Regions from separate parts of the Homo sapiens genome. Here region 1 is linked to region 2. A link is a loop called in an ENCODE intact Hi-C map of the cell type or tissue named here. Cell type or tissue: MCF 10A. All regions are shown on one strand. Each heading gives the region's core, and the rest is flanking DNA. Links, peaks and the distances in the headings are about the cores only. Region 1 has its middle 93 kb from the start of CEP57L1. Region 2 has its middle 20 kb from the start of FOXO3.

What was found. Peaks named below come from ENCODE experiments on the same cell type or tissue, not always from the same donor. Only the 100,000 strongest peaks of a DNase experiment are listed, where the experiment ranks them.
Region 1: it touches region 2 in a loop (9-fold over the local background); 7 of 110 quality-filtered maps call a loop at or near these places.

Annotation. Positions count from the first base shown.
Region 1 is chr6:109,184,330-109,192,754 of GRCh38, reverse strand. It overlaps the pseudogene CCDC162P. Among named protein-coding and RNA genes, the nearest start is that of CEP57L1, 93 kb to the right of the region's middle. In MCF 10A, for the core only: a CTCF peak has its summit at 4,745; a DNase peak (open chromatin) is centred at 4,744.
Region 2 is chr6:108,536,958-108,545,382 of GRCh38, reverse strand. No RefSeq gene overlaps it. Among named protein-coding and RNA genes, the nearest start is that of FOXO3, 20 kb to the left of the region's middle. In MCF 10A, for the core only: a CTCF peak has its summit at 3,195 (motif pointing left); a DNase peak (open chromatin) is centred at 3,192.

The DNA of each region.
Region 1 (8,425 bases), core at 362-8,361, 650 kb before region 2:
CAGTTCTACATGGCTGGGGAGGCCTCACAATCAAGAGAGAAGGCAAAAGAGGAGAAAGGCACATCTTACATGGTGGCAGGCAAGAGGACATGTGCAGGGGAATGCCCCTTTATAAAACCATCAGATCTCATGAGACTTATTCACTATCATGAGAACAGCATGGGAAAGACACACCCCCATGATTCAATTACCTCCCACTGTGTCCCTCCCATGACACATGGGAATTATGGGAGCTACAATTCAAGATGAGATGTGGCTGAGGATATGAGCCAAACCATATCATTCAGCCCCTGGTGCCTCCTAAATTTCATGTCCTCACAATTCAAAACCAATCATGCCTTCCCAACAGTCCCCCAAAGTCTTAACTCATTTCAGCATTAACTCAAATGTCCACAGTCCAAAGTCTCACCTGAGACAAGGCAAGTGCCTTCTGCCTATGAGCCTGTAAAATCAAAAGCAAGTTAGTTACTACCCAGATGCAATGGAGGTACAGGCATTGGGTAAATATACCCATTCCAAATAGGAGGAATTGACCAAAACAAAGGGGTTACAGGCCCCATGCAAATCTGAAATCCAGCAGGGCAGTCAAATCTTAAAGCTCCAAAATGATCTCTTTTGACTCCATGACTCACATCCAGGTCACGCTGATGCCAGAGGTGCATTCCCATGGTCTTGAGCAGCTTTGCCCCTGTGGCTTTGCAAGGTACAGTCCCCACTCCTGACTGCTTTCATGGGGTGGCGTTGAGTGTCTGCAGCTTTTCCAGGTGCACGGTGAAAGCTGTCAGTGGATCTACCATTCTGGGGTCTGGAGGATGGTGGCCCTCTTCTCACAGCTCCACTAGGCAGTGCCCCAGTGGGGACCCCATATAGGGGCTCCCACCCCACATTTCCCTTCCACACTGCCCTAGCAGAGGTTCTCCATGAGGGCTCTGCCCTGCAGCAAACTTTTGCCTGGACACCCAGGCATTTCCACACATCATCTGAAATCTAGGTGGAGGTTCCCAAACCTCAGTTCTTGACTTCTGTGCACCTGCAGGCTCAACACCATGTGGAAGCTGCTAAGGCTTGGGGCTTGCACCCTCTGAAGCAATGGCCTGAGCTCTACATTGACCATTTTTAGCCATGGCTGGGACTCAGGACACCAAGTTCTGAGACTGCACAAAGCAGCAAGGCCCTGGGCCCAGCCCAGGAAACCATTTTTTCCTCCTAGGCCTCCAGGCCTGTGATGGGAGGGGCTGCTATGAAGACTTCTGACATGCCCAGAAGACATTTTCCCCATTGCCTTGCTGATTAACATTTGGTTCCTTGTTATTTATACAAATTTCTGCAGCTAGCTTGAATTTCTCCTCAGAAAATGGGTTTTTCTTTTCTATCACATCATCAGGCTGCAAGTTTTCTGAACTTTTATGCTCTGCTTCCCTTTTAAATGTAAGTTCCAATTCCAAACCATAACTTTGCAAATCCATAAAACTGAGTGCTTTTGACAGCACCCAATTCACTTCTTGAATGCTTTGCTGCTTACAAATTTCTTTGGTCAGATGCCCTAAATCATCTCTCTCAAGTTCAAAGTTCCACAAATCTCTAGGGCAAGGGCAAAATGCTGCCAGTCTCTTTGCTAAAACATAGCAAGAGTCACCTTTGCTCCAGTTCCCAATAAGTTCCTCATCTCTATCTGAGACCACCTCAGGCTGGACTTTATTGTCCACATCACTATCAGCATTTTGGTCAAAGCCATTCAACAAGTCTCTGGGAAGTTTCAAACTTTCCCACGTCTTCCTTTCTTCTTCTGAGCCCTCCAAACTGTCCTAACCTCTGCCTGTTACCCAGTTCCAAAGTTGCTTCCACATTTTCAGGTATCTTTAGAGCAGTACCCCATTCTAACAGTATAAATTTACTGTATCAGTCCATTCTCGTGCTGCTAATAAAGACATACATGAGACTGGGTAATTTATAAAGGAAAGAGGTTTAATTGACTCACAGTTCCACATGGCTGGGGAGGCCTCACAATCATGGCAGAGGACGAAGGAAGAGCAAAGGGACACCTTATGTGGTGGCAGGCAAGAGGACATGTGCAGGGGAACACTCCTTTATAAAACCATCAGATCTGTGAGACTTATTATCATGAGAACAGCATGGGAAAGACCCACCGCCATGATTCCATTACCTCCCACCGAGTCCCTCTCATGACACATGGGAATTATGGGAGCTACAATTCAAGTTGAGATTTGGGTGGGGACACAGCCAAACCATATCACATTAGTTCAAGTAAGCAAATGGTGAGAGGCTGACAGAAAAAAAAAATCACTTAAATTAGTGAAGTGCTCTTTCCTGTTATGATATATATTTGAGTTTCCTTTTAGCTTATGAATAAACATGTGTACTTACATATAGTAGTGATAAAAATTCAAACTATTCCACAGTTCTATTTTAAAATGGCATGTTTTATATTTTTTGTATAATTAATCTTAATTGCAAAAATGTGTATACTTAATGAAAATAAAGCTGTCACCTAAGAAAAAGAAAGAAAGAAAGAGAAACTATGTAAGACAAAAGAGAAAAGACAATGGAGCAGTATTTTAAAGCAATAAAAAATCACCAAACCAGAATTCTATGCTGAACAAAAATATCTTTCCAAAATGAAGGGGAAATACTTCTTTCAAAATAACAAAGACTGAGAATTTGTCCCTTGCAGACCTGAACTACTAGAAATGCTAAAGAAAATTCTTCAGAGAGAAGGCAAATTATGTCCTATGGAAGTTTAGATAATACTAGAGTTTCTCAACCTCAGCAGCTATTGACATTGGGGACTACATAATTCTTCATTGTGAGAGGCTGCCTTGTGCATTGTAGAATGTTTAGCAGCATCCTTGGCCTCTACTCACTTAATGCTAGTAGCAACCAATCATACCCCTCACCCAAATTATGACAACAAGAAATATCCCCAGACATTTCCAAATGTCCCTTGGGGCACAAAATATCTTCTATCTCTACCCCTCTTCTCTGTCCCTTGAGAAACACTGATATACACAAAAGAATGAAAAATGCCAGAAATGATAGGGAAAGATAATCCTGAATGAAGACAATGATGACAATTTGACTTGCAAATAGTATCTCAATATCTTTTGTTTCTTTGTGATTAATGTAATAGTTAATTCCTAACTAGTTGCTAAAGAACTAATTTGTATGCATAGGTAAGATATAACTTGTAACACAGGAATAGAGAACAAGGAATTTTAAAATCAAAATAATATATACTTATTATAGAAAATTTAGCAAACATATAAAAGTAAAAAGGGGAACTTCATTATCCTGCCATCCAAACATAACATTCATTAGCATTTGGTCTAAGTCCTTCAAGTGATTTTTTTTCTATACATACTTGACCATTATGACACACATACATACACACATTAGTTTTTATTAACTAATATTTCATATATAATAATTCCTTATGCTAATGTTAAAAGAAAAACTTTAGACAAATTAAATTTAACAGAGTTTAATTAAGTAAAGAACAATTCATGAATTGGGCAGCCCTCCTAGCCCCCCAACCAGAGTAAGTTCAGAGAGACTCCAGCACTGCTGCACAGTGAAAGAGGATTTATGGACAGAAGAAGGAAAGTGAAGTAACAGAAAAGAGATGTGAGGTACAGAAACAGTCAGATTGGTTACAGCTCAGTGTTTGCCTTATTTGAACACACTTTGAACAGTTGGCTGCCTGCAAGTGGCTGAAGTATGGCTTCTGTGATTGGCTGAGACTCAGTTACTTGTTACAAGAGTAGGTTATGGTCTATTTACAGTCCAGTTAGGTTACACGTCACTATGTAGGGAGAAACCTTACCAAGGGTTCTGAACTTAAAATGAGGCAGCTTTAAGCTAAACTTAATTTAACAATAAAAAATGTTTAATGGCAGAACAATATTCTACCATGTACCGTACTGTTTTTCTTAACTCTTTCTCTTATTGGTGGATATTCAGGCAATCCTAATGTTTTACTTTTATTATAATGCTGCAATAATAATCTTTATGGAAAACTCTTTTTCCCATGTCTTGAGTTATTTTCTTAATAGAAATTTCCAGGGCTTGGCACAGTGGCATACACCTGTAATCCCAGCACTTTGGGAGGCCAAGACTGGAGTGCAGTCGCTTGATCTGAGCTCTCAGCAACCTCTGCCTCCCAGGTTCAAGCGATTCTTCTGCCTCAGCCTACTGAGTAGCTGGGACTACAGGCATGCGCCACCATGCCCAGCTAATTTTTCTATTTTTAGTAGAGACGGGGTTTCACCATATTGGCCAGGCTGGTCTTGAACTCCTAACCTCAAGTGATCTGCCTGCCTCGGCCTCCCAAAGGGCTGGGATCACAGGCATGAGCCACCATGCCTGGCCACAGCCAATAGCTTTTTAAGGGCTAGAACTGTCCTAGTCAATGTGGTATTGCCCTACATTATCGACACAGAAAGTACTTAGCAGAAATTCAGTCAATTGTTCCGTGCCTTTAAGCTGAATTTAAAACTGTGAAATAGATCTCTAACAAAGAACAGCGTTTACACTAGCCAAGTTCTGCAAACTATACATGTCGAGAAAAACAAAACCTACCCTAGCGAAAGGATATTCCTGAAAGCCAGTTTGCCCATACATTTCTACTAATTTCAAATGAATTTTTCAAATTGCAGTATCACTCTTACCTGCAACAGAAGCAAAGGTAAATTTTCAGGGGTGTACTCCCTTCTTAGGCAGCTCTCTAGCTCCCTCTGCACGGCATCTGCCTGAACAACAAGGGGCTTCGACTCGGCCACCTAAACCCAAATAACTAGTTTTAACATCCCAAATTAAAGAACTGTAAAATTTCAAATATCACAAAATCAGACATTTCCAAGGAAATAATGGTCTGCTCTGATTCAGTGGTAAGCTGAATAGTGGACTGTTCTCATAAATACTGTTAATAGCATCAGCTGTTTGTCTGCAAAAATACTGTTTCTGCTAAAAGTTACCAGTCAGCAAAATCAAACTTATTGTCATATTGAAATAGCCCACTGTCTTACTCACCTGTAAGGTTTTCTTCAGTGCTAGTTCCCTCTCTCTTCTAAAGTAATAAATATCCTTTGGCATTTGAATAGAGCTGCAGAAAGATTTATGCAATATAAGTGGTAATTACAGAAGCTGTAATCGACCAGATTATAGATAGACCATGATTAATCTGTAACTCTTCACAACTGCTCATTTCTGAATAAGTATATCATATTATACTGGATTATTGAGGGCACGCAAAGGCCACATCCTTTTGTTTTGGTTAGAATCTTTCTTGATTCTTCTTTGATTAGCATGTTTGCTAAACTTTTCCCTGGGCCAATTTTTCTCTCCCCTCCCCAAACAAACAGAGTATTTCGTTCTACCCTTGATTCACTTCACTATTTCCTACTGCAGAATAAAGGGAGGGACACAATGGTGAGGATTTTTATTTCCCCACCTGAATTCCCTCCAGCAACCTTATCTCTGACAAATATTGTGCCTCTCAGATCCCATTTTCACCCTAGTTGGCACATAAAACCAGTATCGTGTAATTTAAAATAAAATGCTTTTATTTTTGTGTTCTTGATGAATTATCTGCTGGGGGGTGGGAATGACTCTTAAATATCAAACATGAAATACTTCAGGAATCATTTTAACCAAACTTAATGCTTCAGGAAAATTATTGATTCGTAGGAAAAACATTTATAGCAGAAGTGCCTGTTTAAGCAGCCTTGTGGATTCCTGTTCACACCCACTGATGAGGGACCTGTTGTTTTTACCATGGACTCTGATACAAGGAGGCACAAGCTGTGGGGTCACCTGGTAAGGGGGTGGACCCTGGGTCAGGAACAGCAGAGTGCTCCACATTTGGGATAAGATATATCCCAAGGTTTGGCAGCTTTGAAAACATCAGGAAACAGCAACCCTGATGCAGACATCACTTTCTCAAGATAGTATTTTGCAGACATTGGTAAGGGGCCACAGCAGGTAGTCTGGAACACAGGTGAGAGACCACCTAGAGATTATGCAGGAGGTGTAAGCAGTGACATTTAGGTTATTATTGTTCATATGGCCTATGAGTTCCCAGATAAGTTTTAAGGGAAGATAAAAATACACTGTTAGTTTGTACACTTGCCAGCAATTTCCCCCACTGCAGGCAGTGGTTCTGTGAAAAGAACCCCAGGCTGACAGTCAAGAAATCCATCAGTCAAGTGAGCCTAAGCAACCCATTTAGACACATTGTGTCAAATTTCCACCCCTGAAGTTGGAGATAATGCCCCTCTTATCTCCTAATATCTTCGCTTTAATGGAAAAAGAAAAAGAGGTGAGCTCTGAAAGGGATTTGAGAATAAAACCGGTAATAAACCTGAGGTATAATTTCTGTCATTCTGAATCCTGGCTGCAGCCTTGTGGCGGTGGGGAATGAGTAACCAACCAGAAAAGGGATCAGCTATTACTAGGCAGCTAGAGAAACACAAGAAACTTTCCCCTGCCCTCTTGTCTTCTTATCTTTGGCATACTGGGAGATGGGGAGGGTCATGGGCTTAGCTACCCAGCCCTCTCTCACTCAGATCTTGTCTTTCCTCTCAGTTAGCCTCAAAGTGCCTGTGAATGACCCTGAAGAGACTGGTGAACATAAGTAGTGTGTACATCAACCTGCAAAAAGAGATTTACTCATACGTTCATCAAGCATTGTTCATTCAACATACATTCATTCATTTATTCATTCAGCAAGAATTTATGAAACACTTAACCACTGCAAAGTCTTGGGTTTGTGGAGTAAAACAAGGGAAAGGATGCAAAAAAAACGGGGGGGGGGGGGCGGAAATGTTTAAGACACACAGTTCTTCTCCAAGCCTCAATAGATTTTTCAATCTAGTGGAATGAGAATGTTAAAGTGATTATCAGGAGTGGATATTTCCATGTTCCTTGGACTCTAGAACCTAGCACAGCACCTGGAAAACAGAAGGTGCTCAAGAAGTATTTGTTAGGTGCAGTGTTGGGTGATTTGGGGGAGTAGACAAATAAGGCTATCCAGGATTTCCCATCACTCGATTCTAAGAGACATCAGAAAGCCTTTCTTATCCCAGTGTACACTGGGGAGTCACTTGCCTGACATTCTGACATTTAAATCATAATAATATCAACACTCCATCTTTGCATTGTGTTTTCTAGTCTTAAAAATACTTTAACATGCATTATTTCATTATCCTCACAACCTTATGTAGGTAGGCAAGGTACTAACCTCATTTTTCAAATAAAGAAACCAAAATTGAGAGAAATTATGACTTGCATGGTTCCATGATCTTTCCATCTCATCACACAATCTGATTTGCTTCAGACACCTAATGGTTTTAAATACTAATTAAAAAACATATGAAATGCTGGTTCTTCAGAATTGTCTTTGGAATGAAGTACTAATTCACCTGCTTACTGCATCTTCTGACCTCTCCAAACCTCTCACCATCCACATTGTGTTTTCTCAATGATTCAACCTAACAGGGTTCTTATATTGCTCCTTTTGATCAGTTGTGGCAGTATCAGAAACAGGGATATGAAGGTCCTGGGTCCATGAGACTTGCCATTAGGGGCTGATCTGTGTCTCTTGTTTCTCTACAATAACTTGATTGCTGTTGTTGGCAGCACTTACCTATAGAAGAGCTCCTAATGAAACAGGCTGGCTGGCTTCCTGTTGTGATCTGCTCTAGAGGAGAACAGAAGCCCCTACTCAAGCCCTAGCTTACCTAACTCTCAGCAAATCAGTAACAAAAGACCCAAGGAGTTATTAACAGCAAGTTCCTACTTTGGGGGGATAGAGACTTCCACAAAGCCCCACAGGTGCAGTTAGAACTAAAACTCAACCTATAGTTACCCCTTCCTCATTTTTGTGCTAAGAATAATGCCTTGGGTGGAGATTTAAAATGCTAATGCTACATTTGATGTATGAAGAAGCATGTTGAGCCACTGTATGAGCACTAGAAACCACACCCCCCGCACCCCGCCATATGTGCCCTGATGTAACCCTTCTCTATCAAAGGATGCTATAAAACTAACGCACACACTACCCTTGGAGAGCATCTCTTTCCTTTTCCTTTCTTGGTGCTGGCTCCCTTGTGCACAACCTGAATACACTTACCTTTGCTGCTGCTCTGTTTGGTGATCTCTCTTGATTTCTATCCTGGGAGACAGCAAGAATCCAGAGTGCTGATAACACTCACAGAACATTGTTTTGCATAATGTATTACTAAGTGCCTACCATTATTTCAGCTTTTAAATTTCTCACCAACATCAAAGTCAAATTCAATTAAAATATTATTGGGTAAAATGAGATCTCCTTTCATTGAGTATGATTTGTATTATAGCTCCTGTAACTTCAAGACAATAGCATTAATTAACATGTAAAAACACTTACATT
Region 2 (8,425 bases), core at 58-8,057:
CTGTAATATAGCCCAATCGATGGCTTCAGGCTAAGTTCCTATCTCACAAGGCTTGCATCTCTCTAGCCGGCTGGGCCTTGGAGAGGTTCTGAAGGAAGACCTCAGCCACGGAACCACTCACAGCCACCTGCTCCTCTCCTGTTTGAGGTTCTGGGGTCCTGAGACAGCATCTGACCACAAGTGTTCTGGCCTTTACCCTGATGTGGCGTGGGAGTGCAGGGGGTGAACTTGTCCTCAGCTCTATACCAGGCTATGCTAATGTCAGGAGTTGAGGTCCTAAGGTAAGAGAATGGGTCCATCATCTTGCTTTTGTCCAGTCTGGCTCCCCTAGGGTAGGGGGTGGGGGGCTCATTGCAGCAGCTGCTGGCCTATCAGGCTGCAGTTTTATTATGGTAATCCCCCACCTCCCCTTTCTTCCCCTCCTGTCTCCTCAGTAGTCCTCAGTTATTTAGCAGTGAACACTTCCAGAGGAACCCTGCGGAGAAGGCATTCTGTCAAGTGCCAGGTCCCTGTCTGCCCCATGCATGCCGTGCTAATGTCAAGGCTGTGGAGCTAAGCCCTATGTAGGCCCATTCTTTAAAAACCAGATGGTGGAGTTCTTCGGGGAAGGGATGTGTCTTGGCCTTTTTCCCTTCTGGGTTTCCTGGAGCTGTTACAACAGCTCTGCCAGTGGCCTCCAAACATTGCCTGAGATTGAGAAACCATACCTCACACAACCATGTGCTACTATTTTTGAATGGTATTTATATGCCTTATAAATATTTATCATTATGAATTTTTCTCAATCAGTGGGTAAAAGCAATCATGGGAGATGCCTTGAAACCGTCTGACATTAAAAAGGGCTATCTTGTGCAGAAAAGTTGGGCAAAACTATCAATGGCTCTTTTTTTTTCCTGACTGCCGATTAGTCCATGCCCATATCACTGGCTTCCTTTTCTTTGGGGATGAGGCTAAGGAAAAAAATGCCAGCACTTTTGCATCAGCAAGGGAATTCTACCCTAATAGAGAATGGACTTAATATCTTTGTAGTTCTGCCTTCCTTGACCTATAACTGTTGTCACAGGAAAGATTCACATTGGAGAAAAATATCCCTTTTAAAAAAGAGATGAGCTATATAATAAAGCTTAATATTTATTCTGAGTTTTATAACCACCACCATCACCCTATTCTAATCTTGCATAGCTTAAAAAAATTGAATAGTTGCTGAAAAGGGATTCACCTCAGGGATGAGACCCAAGGTTGGAGCATCTTTCTCCTGAAGGGATGAAGTTTCACAACAATCTTGGGAGGTGAAACTGGGTCTTGTCAATGGAGGCCTCAGTGGTATTTGCACCATTGTTTTGCCTGAGTGAACCCTACAGTTAACCAGGGTGGATTGGTCCACTTTGCAACCTGAGCCACATGTTATCCTAATACTGCTAATACCCCTGGCTACTGCTGTACTTGCTAGAATCATCTGCAGATGCTGTTTGACATCTCTCCACAGGGGTCCCTGTGGATCATCATTAATCCCTTTGCTGTGGGCTCCCCACTCCTGCTGCTACCAGCTGCCATTGTCCCCTGGATCTTTGCAAAATGGCCAGTGTCAGGGCACCCCTGTGTGCATTCAGCCACATGGCGGGAGGCAGCAAGTTGTGCTGCAAGCCAGCAGCTGGGCTGTGCATTGGACTGTAGCCTTCTTCAGGCTTCCAGTGTACTTCTAGAAGGTGCCTCCGCCAGTGCCTCCCTTGTTGCAAAGTTGTTTTGACCAATGACATGCCTTCACTTTCATTCTGTTCCTTAGGTTCCTTTCCTTTGAACCACCAAACTTTCTCCAAGTGCTCATTCCAGAAAACATTGCTGTTGAAGAAGGGCGTGTTTTCAGGTCAGGTTTTCTGGTTTTCTGGTTTTCCCAAGGGCCAGTCTGAGGCTGTCCCTGACTGCACCTGGAGAACCAGATCCCTTGACTCCCATTCGAGGCCTGAGCACTCTGCCGCCTGCTCCAAGGGCTTTCATCATAGTAACTGTAGCATCTCCTACCGTTTGTTTTTAATCTTACCTCCTATCTGCCATGTGTAAGATATTTGGAGGGACAGTATGGGAACAGAAAGACCTTTGGTGAAGTCTCAAGAATTTTCTGATTAAAATGAAAACATACATTGACTCCAGTTACATGGCTCATCTCACGGCTTAATATGCCAAGAAATAACCATGATATTTGTAAAACAGGATGAAGTTACCCACTAGAAGGAGAAAGAAGCCAAAACTGGTCAACCAGCTGGCCTGAGACAGTGCCTACTCGGCATGCTTCTAGTATGGTGAGGCACCTCTCAGCCTGTGGACTCCACCTCTCCTTAGTGCAGAGACTCAGATATCCTCAGAAAAGGGTGAAATTCAACACGAAGAATGAGGAGGAAACATCTCTAACTTCCACACATGGTATATATACCAAGTCTATTCAGGTCAGAATGAGTGCTTCCACATCATCTCTGCTAAGGGACAGGCATCACTCTCATTTGCAGGTGGGAGAGCGAGGCTGGAGGGTCAGACTTGGTTAGAGCAAGGCTGAAATCTCACCTACAGCTCCTGGCTCCAAATCTGTCCCTCCCAGAACCATTCTTACCAAGAAAATATCTTTCTCCGTTGACTCTGGTACCTGTCATGGGGCAACTTTTTCTGGTGAGTGTAACTCAGTGGGTGTCATTGTCTTACTTAGCTAAAGAATGACATCAGGATTGGAAGCATGTTTAGAGATCACCCCAAGGTTCACAGCTACCACAGTACCAGGGCACTTCATGTGTTCCTTGTGGGTGGTGGTGGTCAGACACACATGGTGCACTGATGCCATTCTTCCTAGAAAAACATCTGTCATCTGTGGCACACAGGGCACTTTGCTCATTTTATCTCTCAGCGGACTTATCACAGTGAGGCAGGTCACAACCAGAACCCCTATTTTGCAGATGCAGAAAGAAAAGGCAGAGGGAAGGAGAAGCAGAAACACACTGTCCCTTCCTATGGGTACATTCACTATCAAATTACACAGCATCTACTTGCTTTGGCCAGCACCTGGTATTGCTTTACAGAGAGTTATGGAAAACAAAAAGTATTTCTGTACATAGTCACTTACCCAGAAAAGCAAGCTGGCCAGGTGCTGGCTGGTTGTGGTTTCTTTAAGTTGGAGCAGAAGGGCTTTGCCTGAATTTCCTGATCTCCTCCCGCCATCTGGTGGCTGTGAGCTGAGCATACATGCAAATTTCAATCTTCATTTCCTGTACTCCTTACTTCAAACTCCCATGCTCCGTGATCTTCTGAGGTTTGATGAGGGAAGGAGGAAAGGGAGAAAGGTGAAGATAAAGGGAGAGGGGAGAGAGGAAAGGGAAAAGAGAGAAGGAGGGAGAGGGAGGAGAAAGAGGAGGAAAAGGAGGAGAGAAAATGTAAAAGGCATGTACCTGTGGCTTTCATTGTATGTTCTTCCTTAGGTCCCCTCACCCTCCATTCAGCTACAGAGAACCGTCAGCGTGTGGTGGAGACAAGCCATTCAGTTGCATTGACATTTTGTGGAGTGCCTATACTGGCTGTTGGACACTGCGCTAAGGGTTGGTCTGCAAAGTGGGCACTTAAAAGATCCACTGCTCTAGAGTAGTTTATCAACATTCATTTTAGACGGTATTTTATTATCGTGAAAAGCAAGGTACTGTTTCAACACACAGCAGTCTTTCACAGGGCACTTTTTCATTTTGATAAAGTCCAATTAATCAGTTTTTCCTTGTATGGGTTGTGTTTTAAATGTCAAGTCTAAGAACTCTTTGCCTAGTCATAGATCCTGAATATATTCTTCTATTTTTTCCTCAACAATTACACTTTACATTTAAGTATGTGATTGATTTTTAAGTTAAATTCTGTATGAGATATGAGTTCCAGGTAGAGATTTGTTTACTTTTTGTTGATAGCTATGTTTATCCAGTTGTCCCAGCACCACTTGTTGAAAAGCCTATCCTTCTCCTATTGAACTGCTTTTACAACTTTCTAAAAATCAGTTGGACATATCTGTGTAGGTCTATTTTCCAGTTCTCTATTCTGCTCCATTAATCTCTGTGACCATCCCTTCACCAAAACCACACAGTCTTGATTACTATAGTTATAAGTCTTAAAATTGGGTAGAGTGATTACTCTCACTTTATTTTTATTTTTCAATAGTTTTACCTTTTTTAGCTTTTTGTTTGCTTTTCTATATAATTTTTATTTTTCTTTTAAGATGGCATCTTGCTCTGTTACTCAGGCTGAAGTACAGCTTCATGATTATAGCTCAGCGCAGCCTCAAACACCCAGGCTCAAGTGATCCTCCTCCCTCAGCCTCCCGAGGAGCTGGGACTGCAGGCATGTGCCAATATGGTAGACTAATTTTAAAAAAAAATTTTGTAGAGATGGGGGTCTTACTAAGTTGTCCAAGCTAGTCTCAAACTCCTGGCTTCAAATGATCCTCCCACCTTGGCCTCCCAACTATGTAAATTTTATAATAATCTTGTCCAGATATATAAACAATCTTGCTGGGATTTTGATAGGAATTGCATTAATTTTATATATCAATTTTGGAATTGTCATCTCTGCTATATTGAGTCTTCTATTCTATTTTTTAAATTATTTTATTTTATTTTTTGAGGCAAGGACTTGTTCTGTTGCCCAGGCTGGAGTGCAGTGGCACAATAACAGCTCACTGCAGCCTTGACCTCCCAGGCTCGAGGAATCCTCCTACCTCAGCCTCCAGAGCAGCTGGGAATACAGGCACATGCCACCATGCCCAGCTAATTTAAAAAATATATTTTTTTTTGTAGAAATGGAGGTCTCTGTATGTTGTGCAGGCTGGTCTTGAACTCCTGGGCTCAAGTGATCCTCCTGCCTCAGCTCCCCATAGTACTGAGATTACAGGATTACAGATGCCCAGCCAAGTCTTCTAATCTATAAATATAAGTATGTCTTTCCATTCATTTAGATCTTTTATGATTAGTATTTTATAGTTTTCAGCATACGAATCATGTACATGTTTTGTTAGATTTGGACCAAAGTACTTTTTCTTTTTCTATTTTTGGCAATTGTAAATGGTATCATATTTTTAAGTTGAGTATCCATGTATTCATTGTCAATATATAGAAAGACACTTAACTTTTGTATGTCTATCTTGTATCCTATGACTTTGCTGAATTTATTAGTTTTAGAAACTTTTTGTAGACTTTTTTCAATTTCCTACATAGACAATAATAGCACTTGCAAATAGGGATAGGTTTTTTATTTTTGTTCTTTCTTTCTGATCTGTTTGTGTTTTCTTGCCTTATTGCACAAGCTAGGACCTCAACTCTACTATACTGAATAACAGTTAAGAGAATAGACATCCTTGCCTTCATCTGGGTCTTAGATTGGACCAGCCCTGCATCCTGAAATACACTGTTCTTGATGATGGTGTATAATTATTTTTATATATTGCTAAATTATATTTGCTAATATTTTGCTGAGGATTTTTGTATCTACACTAATGAGGGATATTGATCTTTGGCTTTATTTTTTCATACTGTCTTTGGTTTGTGTATCATAGTAATTCTAGCTTCATAAAATGAATTGAGAAGTGTTACCTCTGGAAGAGACTGAGATTTTCTGAAAGACATTGAGTAGAACTTGGTGTTACTTCTTTTTTGAACATTTGATAGGATTCTCTAGTGAGATCACCTGGGATTGGAGACTTCTTTTTTTGGAAGGTTTTTAGTTAGTGATTTAATTTCCCTAATAGTTATAGGGCTATTCAAATTATCTGTTTCATATTTGGTGAGTTTCAGTGGTTTGTGCTTTTCAAGGAATAAATCCATTTCATTTAAGTTGTGAAATTTATGTGTGTACAGATGTTCAGTCTTTTTTTTATTATCCTTTTGTGTGCAGATGTGGGAGTTTTAAAATAAATAATACCTAATATAATTTTTGGCTACAAATCACATCATGATGCAACATTTCCAGAGATGCTCAGATGTTCTCTTTCTAGCAGCAGTCACTGATGTTATAAGGGCTCTTCTTTCTCACTCTTGTTAAAAAACATCACCCGGCCAGGTGTGGTGGCTCATGCCTGTAATCCCAGCACTTTGGGAGGCCGAGGCAGGCAGATCACTTGAAGTCAGGAGTTCAAGACCAGCCTGACCAACATGAAGAAACTCCACCTCTACTAAAAATACAAAATTAGCTGGGCGTTGTGGTGCATGCCTGTAATCCCAGCTACTCAGGAGGCTGAGGCAGGAGAATCACTTGAACCTGGAAGGCGGAGGTTGCTGTGAGCCAAGATCATGCCATTGCACTCCAGCCTGAGCAAAAAGAGCACAACTCTGTCTCAAAAATAAATAAATAAATAAATAACATCACCCATACCTTGAAAGTACTAATTTTTAAAATACTTGTAGTAGCATACTAGTGAACCACTTCCTATAGGAAAGGTCGGCAAATTTAGGACAATCAAGGATTTTAAAAATTGTTTTTCAAAGAAAGTGCATAATTCATCTTTAAGTCCAACAATTCATTTATACACTGCCATGAGCAATCCAAAACCCTTTATGTGGTACAAAAGATTGTCATGGCCACCCCTACCCCCACCATTTCATTTACAAAATACTGTAAAGATTCTGCTATAAAGATCTTGTGCCTTCTGTAAAAGTTAATGGGAAAGAAAAAAGTTTAAAAAAATTTCTTAAAGTCTTGTCTTTATAAAATTACTTATGTCCATAACATCCTGTAGCACGTAAACTGTAGTGTGAGGTGACTCACTGTGGGTGAGTGCACAAGTGACAATGCCATCCTCAAGGCCTCAGCATTACGAATGCCACGTCTCCTTGGGGATGAAAGGTGTTAGACCATGGCTGGCTCACAATGGACACAGAGAGGTGCTAAGGACCATCCAGATGGCAAAAATGAGTAAAACAATTTTTATTTCTAATTTTTCAGATCACTAATACAACAAAATAGAATTTCTTGTGCTTTCTTCCCGCTGGGTACCCGTGGTCGTCAAGTGCTCTGTGGTGTGCCCCTCCTGCCTCAGTTTGGCGACCACTGCCCCACACTGGTACTGTCAGTGTGCTGGCCTTGCCTGCCTGCCTGCCCCCACCACCAGAGATTTCTAAGCTTCTTAAGAGCAACAGCTGTGCCTTATCCTTCTTATCCCTCCCAAGCGCCTAACCCAGGGTGAGCAAAGCTCAGCTGCTCCATGACACTGGCTTCACGAACTGCCTGTGAACAGCCAATAAGCTCTATAATTTGCAGATACCCATTCGGACCCAGCATAGGTGGGACACAGTGAAGAATAAAGCCCAGATCCCATTCCTGAGGCTGCCTGAGGTACTGGGATGAGGGAAGTGTTTGCAAGACATGCCATACAGTCCAGGGTAGAGAGAAGCAAGAGCTGCTGGAGAAATACTCACAGAGTGCTGTGGGAGACTGGAGTCAAAGACGCTTACTGCTGGTTCATGCTGACTAGGACTGAGAAAGGCTTCCTGGAGGAGGTGGCATTCTGCTCAGTGGTACAGGCTTTTGTATTATGGCAGCAAGAGGAAAAGGACCAAGAAAAGGTGATAAGGTGAAGTTTTGGAGATGCCATCAAAGAGGGACACCCATCAGGGGAAAGTACAGAGGGAGGAGGAAGGGTGAAGGCCTCACCAGATCGCTCTCAAGGACAAACAAAAATCCACAGGTGGTGGCCTGGGATGTGGCAGTAGCACCCGCTACAATATTCCAGATACATTGGGTTTTTAATAACACTTTTTACCCAGCTGGGGAAAAAAGCCATTAGTTGCCAACTCACAGATGTTCTTCCTGTTCCTCCCATACCCCAAACACAGCCCTGCCTTTGGGCCCTTGTGCCAGCTTCCCTCTGACTAGAATGCTCTGCCCCGAGGGTCACCCAGCTGGGCCCCATGCCCTGCAGGGCTCCACACAAAAGCTGTCTCCTCAGAGGCCTTCTCTGACCTTCTGATCCCAGGGCACCCTGGACACTTCCCAGCACAGCACCCGTCTTCATTTTTGTCTCAGTCCTAAACACACCCTGTTGTTGTCTCATTTATTTTTATGGTGATTTGTTTACTATCTGTCTCCCCCACTCCACCCACCACCTCCACACTAGACTGTAAGGGTCAGGGATGCTGTGATCACTGACCATAAAAATGGAGTGAGTGGCTTCACCCTGGTCCTCTTAAAGTACTTTGTTATAAAGTCTAGTTTGATGAAATGGCCTCACTTGAGATGACCTCAAAACCACTTAATGGAAAAAGAGAGAGGGAGAGTGAGACAGAAATATAAAAGAGTTGGATTGCTCCAGTGAAATTTGATGTGTGAGGTTACCACGCAGTTTTAGTTTAATGCCTGTTTCAATCTACTTTGCCTCATTTCTCTAGCTTCAGTTAAAAAAAACAAAACAAACAAACAA